2 separate regions of the Homo sapiens genome follow, and region 1 is linked to region 2. A link is a loop called in an ENCODE intact Hi-C map of the cell type or tissue named here. Cell type or tissue: thyroid gland. All regions are shown on one strand. Region 1 overlaps TTYH3 (tweety family member 3). Region 2 overlaps IQCE (IQ motif containing E).

The links. A loop is a pair of places that touch in the nucleus more often than their neighbours do. Peaks named below come from ENCODE experiments on the same cell type or tissue, not always from the same donor. Only the 100,000 strongest peaks of a DNase experiment are listed, where the experiment ranks them.
Region 1: a loop joins it to region 2, with 2.3 times the contacts of the local background. A loop is called at or near these places in 7 of 110 quality-filtered maps.

What each region holds. Positions count from the first base shown.
Region 1 is chr7:2,660,345-2,665,344 of GRCh38, reverse strand. TTYH3 (tweety family member 3) reads right to left here. Exons shown (of 14, transcript NM_025250.3): 14 at 543-3,677. The coding sequence ends at 3,606. Among named protein-coding and RNA genes, the nearest start is that of AMZ1, 25 kb to the left of the region's middle. RefSeq lists enhancers at 176-470, 4,134-4,233, 4,314-4,383, 4,692-5,000. In thyroid gland, no CTCF peak of the experiment used is centred here; no DNase peak of the experiment used is centred here; H3K27ac peaks cover 663 bases.
Region 2 is chr7:2,604,828-2,609,827 of GRCh38, reverse strand. It overlaps IQCE (IQ motif containing E), which reads right to left. Exons shown (of 22, transcript NM_152558.5): 19 at 4,837-4,947; 20 at 3,831-3,952; 21 at 2,601-2,704. Among named protein-coding and RNA genes, the nearest start is that of TTYH3, 25 kb to the left of the region's middle. In thyroid gland, no CTCF peak of the experiment used is centred here; a DNase peak (open chromatin) is centred at 2,514; H3K27ac peaks cover 1,896 bases.

The DNA.
Region 1 (5,000 bases), 56 kb before region 2:
CACGCCATTCTCCTGCCTCAGCCTCCCGAGTAGCTGGGACTACAGGCGCCCGCCACCACGCCCAGCTAATTTTTTGTATTTTTAGTAGAGATGGGGTTTCACTGTGTTAGCCAGGATGGTCTCGATCTCCTGACCTCGTGATCCGCCCACCTCGGCCTCCCAAAGTGCTGGGATTAAAGGCGTGAGCCACCGCGCCCGGCCTCGGCCACCCATTTTGCAAGGCCTTCGTCCACTCATTCCAGAAGCCCTGCCCACCCCAACCCTGGAAAGCCTTCCCCGGCGCCCCGCCCACCCCATCCCTGGAGAGCCTGTCCCCGGCGCCCCGCCCAGTCACTCCGAGGCCCCGCCCACCCCTGAAGACCCGCCCACAACCCCGAGAGGCCCCGCCCGCAACCACAAGAGGCCCCGCCCAGCCGACCCCTCGGAGCTGACCTGGTCGGCCCCACCCTCAGTGTCCCCCTGTTCCCCCAATGCCCCTGCCTGGAGCCGTGGACTCCCTACCAGCGCCCAGCCAGGAGCCAAAGCAGCTCAGGAAGAGAGGCTTGCTTTTTAAAATTTATTTTAAAACATGAAACCCAAGCTGAATAGAAACCACAGAAATTACATTGACGAGATTTTTAGTATTTGCCAAGAAAAAAAGCCCCCAAAGAAATAAAAATCAGCCCCCAAACCCAGTTCTAAAAAAACAAAAAAACACAGCGACAGTACATACAGCCATGGCCCTACAGAGGCTGGAGGAGGGGGAAATGCAAAATGGTTCAGGCCTCAGTTCCTGGATGTTAAATCACACTGGGGTGGGGGAGGTCAGATGCCCAGGCCGGGGGGGTAAACCAGGAGGCTGAGTCTTAAGGAGATTATATATATATATATTATATATAACAAATATGAAGTGGTTCAGTACACAACCATTATGGTTAAACACAAAACAAAGATCCCACAGGAGAGGCCCTGGTCCCCCGCCTGCCCCCTTGTCTGGGGTTCTGGGGTCCAGGGGGCTGCCTCACCACCCCTCTCAGGGCTGGGGCAGAGCTGGCCCCAGGGCAGGAGCAAATGTTGCTTGGAACTCGAATTGCATAGTGAGATGGGTGGGTGGGCAATGGGCCAGGGGCTGCTCCCAACCAGGCCCATTCACTACCAACCTTGCCATGACATGTGGGGGGCCCTGGGGTAGTGGATGCCTGCTGGGGAGCACTCTCAGTGAGGTAAGCCCCTGGGCTCCTCCCTCTTGTCCCCAGGGCCACCCTGTCCTCCCAACGAGGCTGTGGGCCTGGGGGCTGCAAGACCCCCTGTGCAGGGTGAGAGTGGGGGCTGGCCATGGCAGCAGGCACCAGCCAGATGCCCCAGTAGGTGTGGCGAGGTCATGGGATGGAGTAGTTAGGAACACGGCACCGAAAACTCAGAACAAAAATACAACCAATGGCAGGCGCTCCCCTCCACCTACTGAGGTGGGGTTTGAACCCCTTTTGATTTTCCCCGTTTCCTTTCTTCAACCTTGGTGAGTAGAAAGTCACAGACGGGCACACACGCACACCACGGTCAGGAGTCCCGAGACAGCACGAGGCTGGAAGCCCTGGCCTCACCGCCTCTCACGCTATGTCCATTCACCTGGCAGGCAGCCTCACGGCCATGGACAGCATTTGTGCTTCTGAGCGGTCGCAGGGCGTTTGGCGGGCACCCACGCCAGGGTGCCAGGGCCTCTCTCCTGGCCCTAGGCCTGGAGAACTCCCCTGGCGGGTCAAGCCCAGAGGAAAGACTGGGCAGGTTGGCTGTGGCGGGGCCTCCGAGGGGGGCTCAGAATGTCAGCCAGGCGGGGCCTGAAGCAGAGGCCCCTCCACTGAGGTTTGGTCATGCCTGGGGAGCTCAGACGCCCCGGCTTGGGGCCCCAGGCCCATGGACTCCCCTCCCCACTCTGCCCTCCCATATTCCCCCTTTTTGGTCCCAGACACCAGCACAAAGAAAGGAGGGGTTCACAGAGGAAGGCCAGGGCAGAGCCTGGCCCCAGGGAGGGGATGAGGACATTTCCGGTCCAGGTAGCTGCCGGCTGCTCTGGGAGGAAGAGCCATGCGTCTGTAAACTGCTGGGGCTGGCGGCCCGCCCCACTGCAGGGCCCAGCCTTGACCCCTGCACGTGGCCATCCAGCTGCCCTCTGGCTGCCCCTGGCCTTGGCACAGGCATCGAGCCTCGAGGGCTGGGCTGGCTGGGCCAGGGCCGGGACCGGGAGGGGTAGCACGTCCGATCCTGATGTGGGGTGGCTCTGCCCTCCACGGCGGGAAGCACAGCAAACATCGTACACTAAAGCCAAAAGCACCATTGGGGAGCCTCGCTCCCACTTCATGGGGAGGAGACCGAGGCCACAGGGACCTCAGTCCAAAGCCCGCGGGAGGTTCATTCCCGAGGACAGTCCTCCTGGGGCAGCACCTGCCTGGGGAGGGGTGTCCAGGCCCTTGGGCTGCCTGTCGGTCTGTGGCACCCCCTGGAGCACCCCATGAAGAAACGCTACTGCAGCCTTGACTCCCAGACAGCTGCTCCGGCCTCGGCTCCAGCCCGGACTTGGGCTCACACTGCCGGCTCTGGGCCAGCTAGGGGCACCCGTGGAGTTTGGGGGTGAGGTTAGTGGTTAGTCCCAAGGGGGGACAGCAGGGGCTGAGGGATGTTCACAGCCGGCTCGGGTCCAGCCCCTCAGGCCGGGCTCCTGGGATGCTGTACCTGTCATGGATGGAAATGGAACCAAGAAGGGAGGGAAGGGGGGTGCCAGCGGTCCCCCTCAGCCCGCAGCCCCAGCCTGCCCTAGAGATGACAAATGTGGTTAGTGCAAAGAACGAACCAGACACAGCTGCCCAGTCTCTGGGTGGGGGAAGGGGGTTTGGCACCAAGAAGGCGGCCAGCACTGGGTGGCGGGTGAGCGGCCCGGGCTCCACGTGGCCCCTGCTGTCCACGGAGGGCTGGGGCCTCCAGCAGGGCAGGTGCTGAGGGAGAGAGTGAAGCTGGGGCAACGGAGAGAGGCCCTGCTGGAGGGGGCCTCTGGCAGCCGGCAGGAGGGGTGAGCCTGTGGGTGGGCGGGCTGCACAGGCGAGGAGGGCACTGCAGAGAGATGGGCACGTGGAGGGACCACGGGGTGACCTCAGGGCAGAGATGAGCAGGTGGCACGTGTCCCTGTCCCTCAGTGGCCAGCAGGCGCCAGCACAGAGCGGCCCCAGCCGTGCCTGTGAACTAAGAAGGGGTCCACAGAAGTGCCGGGCGGGAGGAAGGAGAGCTGTGGAGGGAAGGGCCGGGCGGCAACAACACAGGTTGGGTGCGGCCAGGGCTTGTAGGTGCGGCGACCATCTGCAGAGGGAGCGTGCCGGGATAGTGGGTGGCGTGCAGGGCTGGGGCATCGGCTGGCAGCAGCGTTCAGGTGTGACCCGAGTTGGCGGTACGGGCCCAGAGCCCCTGCGTCTCCACTGTGCCCCTGCGGGGAGGGGACAGGAGGGCAAGCGGCCTGCAGACGCGTCTGGGGCAGGCCTGGCACGGCGTGCGAGGGTCCGGTGGGTGGCCCAGGTGGAAGCGGCAGTGCTGGCACGGGGAGGGGAAGTTGGCACGTGGGGTGGGTGGCTGCCGGGCGCGGTCTAGTGGCTGCCGCTGGAGTCAGGGCGAGGCTGGCTCGTGGCGAGGTATTTGGCTCTCATGCTGGAGGTGTACTGGAGGGAGACAAGGGGGAGGCATCAGCAGGGCCCCTGCATGGCGCACGCAGCCAGGGGCGCCTTCCGCGTGGTCCTCACTTGGCTGAGCCAACAGCCCTGGGGGCAGAATGGGACAGTACAGGGTGCCCTGACAGAGCCTATAGGGAGGGGCTAAGGAGGGGCCGCTGGCTGGGGGCCCCTGCGCTCTAGGTCTGGCTGAGGCTGAGGGAGGGGCAGCCCCCGAACTCTCCAGGCTCAGGACAGGGGATGTCTCCTCTGAGGAGGGGCGTACACACAGCCTCCCATGCCCACACCAGCGGCATTTGGGCATTGGGCCAGGCAGAGTTCTGCCACCCCCAGGAGCCACAGCTCCAAGGCCCTACCTGCACCTTACGCACCCAGGACCTGAAGGACACAAACCAGCCACCCTCCAGGGCCGGGCCAAGGCCTCCTCCGGGCTCAGGGCCGGGTCCACCTACAGCCAGGCCACAGCATGCAGGAGTACGGAGGCCCCAGCCTGAGGACATCCCCCGGGCTACTCTGCCCCTTCACGCCATGGAAGGAGGGCCCCTTAAGCCACACAGGAGGCTGGAGCAATGCAGCCCCCCCTCCCGTGGGGGACCCAACTGTGGGCTCCTGGGGGTCTTGGACTTAGGAACAGAGGCGGCTGCAGGGGGCGCTGTCCTGTGCCTGGCTCTGCAGCTGGCCTGCACCTCGTGGGTGCCCTCGTCCAGGCAGGAGTGTGAAGGTCTTGAGTGCACGTGTGTGTGCAAGAGAATGCATGTGTGTGCTCACAGAGAAACCCACATGTGCGAGGCATGTGCTGAGGCCAAAGGACCCACAGGCCTGGCACGTGTCAGGGGCCGGCGGCAGTGAGGAGACCTGGCAGGCTGGCTCCCATCCCAGGAGGGCTTCAGAACCCCAGGGCCCCAGGCCCATCCCCATAGTCCCCAGACTCAGAGGCACAGAGCTCCCCGGGTCCCCGAGGGCCCTCCTGGGACACCAAGAAGGTTTCGAGCAGCCTGTGGGGACGCCACGGAGGGGGTGGGGGGAGGAGCCACGGCCCGGAGCCTCGTCATTCCACTGACATGCAGCACAAGGGGAGGGGATGGGGGCGGGACGGGGCGGGACTGGACGGGACGGGGCAGACGCGCAGACCCCTGAAGGAGCCCAAGCAGGCACCCGCACCACCGTGGGGCCAGCGGGAGAAGCTCACGTGCTCGCCGGCACGTGCCTGTCCGTGTGCACGCCCCTGACACGCAGTTGGTGCCTCCAGGGCAGGGCCTGCTGGCCACATGCCCAGGGGCCCGGGCACATACAGGGGTCTGGGTGCATGGATTC
Region 2 (5,000 bases):
AAAGCCTCACTCTCCAGCCTCAGGACCAACTTACACACCTGCCAGAAAGCCTCACTCTCCAGCCTCAGGACCAACTTACACACCTGCCAGAAAGCCTCACTCTCCAGCCTCAGGACCAACTTACACACCTGCTAGAAAGCCTCACTCTCCAGCCTCAGGACCAACTTACACACCTGCCAGAAAGCCTCACTCTCCTCACCTTCAAACTCAGCTCTGAGTATTCTCACCATTTCCCCCAGTCAAAACACCTGCAAAAGCAGACATTTGCCAGCATGGAGGAACCTCGAGTCCACACTGGAGTCATTCCCTGAAAGCCATTCCCACAGCAGCAGTCCAGGAGTCTGGGGCCTGGGTGGGTGGCTACCCGTGTGTAGGAGCGTTTCTGCTGGGTGCAGTGGCTCATGCCTGTAACCCCAGGACTCTGGAGGCCGAGGTGGGAGGGTGGCTTGAACCCAGGAGTTCCAGACCAGCCTGGGCAACACAGCTAGACTGCACTTCAAAAAAAAAAAAAAAAAAGCCAACTTCCCTGTTAACTCGCTGGCCACTGGTATAGAGGGCAGGAGGGGGCAAGGCACGGATCGCTGTGAGCTTGCAAGCTGCTCGGCCATTCCCCCTTGGATGCTCCTTCCTAAGCATCTAGAGCGTTCCAAACTTTTAATCCATTCTAGAATGGGACGCCACCTACAGACGGGATGGAGGTGGGTACCAGAGCTGAAGAAGGGACGGGTCCTACCACAGCAGCAGCCCCAGAGCTCCTTGCCGGGGAGCCTGAGTGTCGCTGCCTTGAAAGACGAAAGTAAAAAAGTAATGAACTGCTCATGTGAGATTTTAAAAAGGGAAGGAAATGGCAATTCGGCCATGCCGCAGATACTGTAACTGTGTCAGCTTTTTTTTCCTGCAACTTTCAAGAAAATTCATATTAAAGGGGAACCTTATGAAATTAAAAACAGCTTTCATGGTTATCTTCAAAAACAACCAATCAGCTCAAACAAAAGCTTGATTTATACTTTTCACAGAGACATTTCCTTAGGTCAATAAAGCTGAATCCCTGGGTCACGGGGATGAACTTGCGTCTTTAAAATCACTTGCGTTGAGCAAGAGAAAAGGGCAGCATCAACGCACGCTTTAGCCCTGATCAAAGCCTCTAAAGGTCACCAAAGGCAGGGTCTGGCGAAGCCGGTAGAATCGGCTCCCGGAGAACAACTGAAAGCCTTTTGCAGAGCCCACGAGTCACAGGCCGGCCCGACCGCTTTGCGTGTCTGTACATTCTCCCCGAAACCCCAGGCTGCTCATCTTTGTGTTGAGCTTTACAAATGGAAGTTTTGGAGAGAATATCAAAGTTCAAAGTTTTCTAGCTCTGACGAAACTAGGTTAAAAAATGAAAATAAAATGTGATTTCATACGTGGTATTTCCAGGTCAAACGTGGTATACGGTTCTTAGCTCGTGCAGGAGACTCTCTAAAACACAGCCCCTAGCGGGACCCCCTGGGGAGGGAAGGCTCTCGGGCTCCAGGTCTGATGCGGGCCTCAAAACGGCCTCTTCCCAACTCCGTGACTCCGCGTCAGCACAGGAGGGATCTCCCAGGAAAGCGAGGCCTCCGCCCGCCACGGGCCCCCACACTTACTGGAGTGGTACTGGGGGGCTGCCGGCTCCCTGGGCCCGTCCTGAAGGGACATTCAAATTAAGGCATGTGGGTCCTGGGCAGGCCTCACCCTTCCTTCACCCCCTGGCCTTCCTCACCCTCACCCTTTGGGCTCAGAAGAGCCTCTTCCTTTGTGGTTTTCCTTGCTGTTCTCTCTCCTCCTTCCCTGACTCCACCCTGGAGACCTAAGGACTCAGCACAGCAAAGCCCTTCGCCTGACACTTCCCACGTGAAACAGCCCCGCACGCCACACTCCCCTCCTCAACAGGGTCTTAAGGCTGCCCTTCTCCATCTCCCGACAGTCCCGAGTCTCAACAGCGTGCCTCCGCACTCATCTTCCCTTTACAGGAGGTGTCAATGGGGGGTTTCTAATTGCAGGATAAGACACGGGATCTCAAGTCCACGCAGAGCAGCATAGATTTGGGGTGGAGAGTGGCTTTCCAGCTGTCTAGCCCGTTCTCTACTTTAAACATGAAGGGACTGACGGCCAGAGAAAGGCAGGGCCTGCTGGGGCATCCCCGTCAGCTCCGGGCAGAGCAGGGATGAGGCCTCACACCAGGGTGTGGCATCCTGCAGTGCCAGCGGCTTCTTCACTGACTGTTTTTGGACTTTAACAAAGTAGAAAAGGAAACAATAACACGGTTTTACTCAACAAACAAACAGGAGAAATGCTGGCCTGAAGGAGGAAGCCACCTCGGTCCTGTTGGAGCTGAGAGCAAAAAATAAAGACAGCAAGGACCTCGGCAATTCCAGGCACAAAGGACAAGCTGGGCCAAGGCGGGGCCCTGTTGTGGGCCTTCCTGGCATAAGGCGACGCTTAGTTCAGAGGCAGCTCCAGATGGGACACTCCTCCCTTCCGTCCCGACACAGCCCGGGCTTCCTGGAGGTGGCCACTCTTTGGCTGAGACCTCAGCAGACCAGCTGCCCTGGTGCCAGAATCCAAATGAATGAAATTACCAGGAAGAGCTGCGAGGAAGGGTGGGGAGGAGGCGTCCCCGTGTGTGGCTGAAGCCGATCTCCTCCTGGTAGAAGCTGCGGTGGTGGTTCTTTTACCGGTAGCACTGGAAAAAAACAGAAAACGCCAGCTGATTCTGCTTTTAGAGAGTACAAACCTCTCTGAGGTTTACAGCAGCCTCAGTAATTTGCTTGGAGGCAAGTATTCCAATGAAAGCAAACACAGAGCCAGTCCCGAGCCCCACGACCAGCGCTGTACCCAATATGCACCCAGGGTCCAGAAACGTCCGGCGGTGAAGAGCCTCAGACACGTCCCCGTCCATCTCCTCGGGGACCATGCTGAGGTCAGGCCGGCATGGTTTTATAAGCTGGCCTCAGACGGCTCCGTTCCCTGTCTCCTGTCTGGGTCAGCCCAGCTGCCATTCCCCGGGGACATGCTTGCAGGCTGCATGGCCCTCCACCTCCTGGCTGGGGCTCGCCGCCCAGGGATGGGTCCCTGACTCCTGAGCCCACAGTGTGTCCCAGGTCACATGGGGTCAGGACCATGAGATGCAGATGCGGCCTTGGAGGGAGAAACTGCCCACTCGGAAGTGCTGGGTGGCCGCGCGGCTCCACCACAGAGGCTGAGAACCAGAGCAGTCTGTGATAAGAGGGGAACAAACCCCATGCGGGGTGAAGCAGACGGGGGTGACGGAGCGGGGCCGTCTCTTCCCCTTACTGTAAACTCCCCCCGGCCAGGCTCACTTCAAGGGGTTTTGATTTCTGCAACCGAGAGTCCTAGCAAACCCACCAAGAGGCCTGTGGGAACGCTGCCATCTAGACCCTGCACGCGTCGCCTGTCATATGCCGTGTCCAACACGGAGGTCACAACACAGTTTTCTTTCACAGGGATGACCTATCAGCACAGCCAAAAGCCAGGCCACAGACTGATGGTGACCTGAGCTACACGGTGTGTGAAGCTCCTCTTCTCATCTCCTCCCGGTAGGGAAGAAGCGACTCTGGAAAGGCCTCCCCCGAGGATCACACCTTCCAGCCCACTCCACGTCCGTGGTGCAGCAGGGAGTCCTCAGGATGTGAAGCCTTTACTCTGGCTCCAAACCGAGGTCCCGCTGGCAGGCGGCAGGCGCTGCTCCAGTTTCCGCCACATGCCCTGCACCCAGTGCTCCGGGCCCAGTGCGGTGGGCAGCCTCTCGTGCCATGTCTGTGTCCCACGTCCCCGTGACCCTGACTCACCTGTGCCTGGCCCGGGCCAGGTGTGCCCGCAGAGCGGACTGGATGATGACGATGGCCTCCTCCTGCACAGGGCTGCCCGTGGCCTGGGCGATGGGGCTCGGAACGCGGGGCACAGGAGAGCTCTGGGGTGCAAGGACAGCAGGGAAGACGACTGTTTGGCAGCCCCCTGCTGGCTCCCAGCACTCAACCCCCAGGGCACCCTGGGCGTCAGGGAGACAGGAAGAGCTCAGTTTCCTTTTCAGATGGCCCTGCCTCCCGGGAATTGCTGGTCAGTGAACAGCCTCCTGGTGGCAGGTTCTGAATTTTTAAACTGTAGGGATTCTTATTTATCTATTTATTTATTTATTTATTTATTTATTTACTTATTTATTTATTTTTGAGATGGAGTCTCGCTCTGTTGCCCAGGCTGGAGTGCAGTGGCGTGATCTCGACTCACTGTAAGCTCCGCCTTCCGGGTTCACCCCATTCTCCTGCCTCAGCCTCCTGAGTAGCTGGGACTGCGGGCGCCCGCCACCACGCCCGGCTAATTTTTTGTGTTTTTAGTAGAGACAGAGTTTCACCATGTTAGCCAGGATGGTCTCGATCTCCTGACCTTGTGATCCACCTGCCTCGGCCTCCAAAAGTGCTGGGATTACAGGTGTGAGCCACCGCGCCCGGCCTACTATAGGGATTCTTAAACAAAAACCTGGTCCTCAATACAGAGGAGGGGCCGCAATGGCCTGCATCTGTCTTTAGTAGTTTTTAGCTACATCTTCATGGAGCTACTTGACTCTCCGGCAGCTTAACGCAATCTGGCCCTAACGCCACATCCATCCGGGGCCTGTGCAGAGGGGCCTGCGCAGAGAAGCCTGCATGGCCTGCGTGGCCAGGGATGGAGCGCAGGGGACGCCTGCTGGGCGGGCGGGGATGTGGAGGCTGAGGGGTGCCCTACGCTTTCTCGATGGATGGAGTGCGAGACGAGCAGCTCTGCAGATGGCCACTGGGACGTCCAGCACCCCGACATTACCTGGTCTGGGAGGCCTGGCACGCTGGGTGGCTCTGAGCCATGTGCTTTGCTTGCTAAGAGCTTTGTCCGCGTGAGATGTCCCCTGAAAGCTGCCTGAAGCACCACAGCCGCCTGTCAGGGAAGGAAGCAGGGAGAGAAAAGTGGGTGTGAGTGCCCGGGGCAAC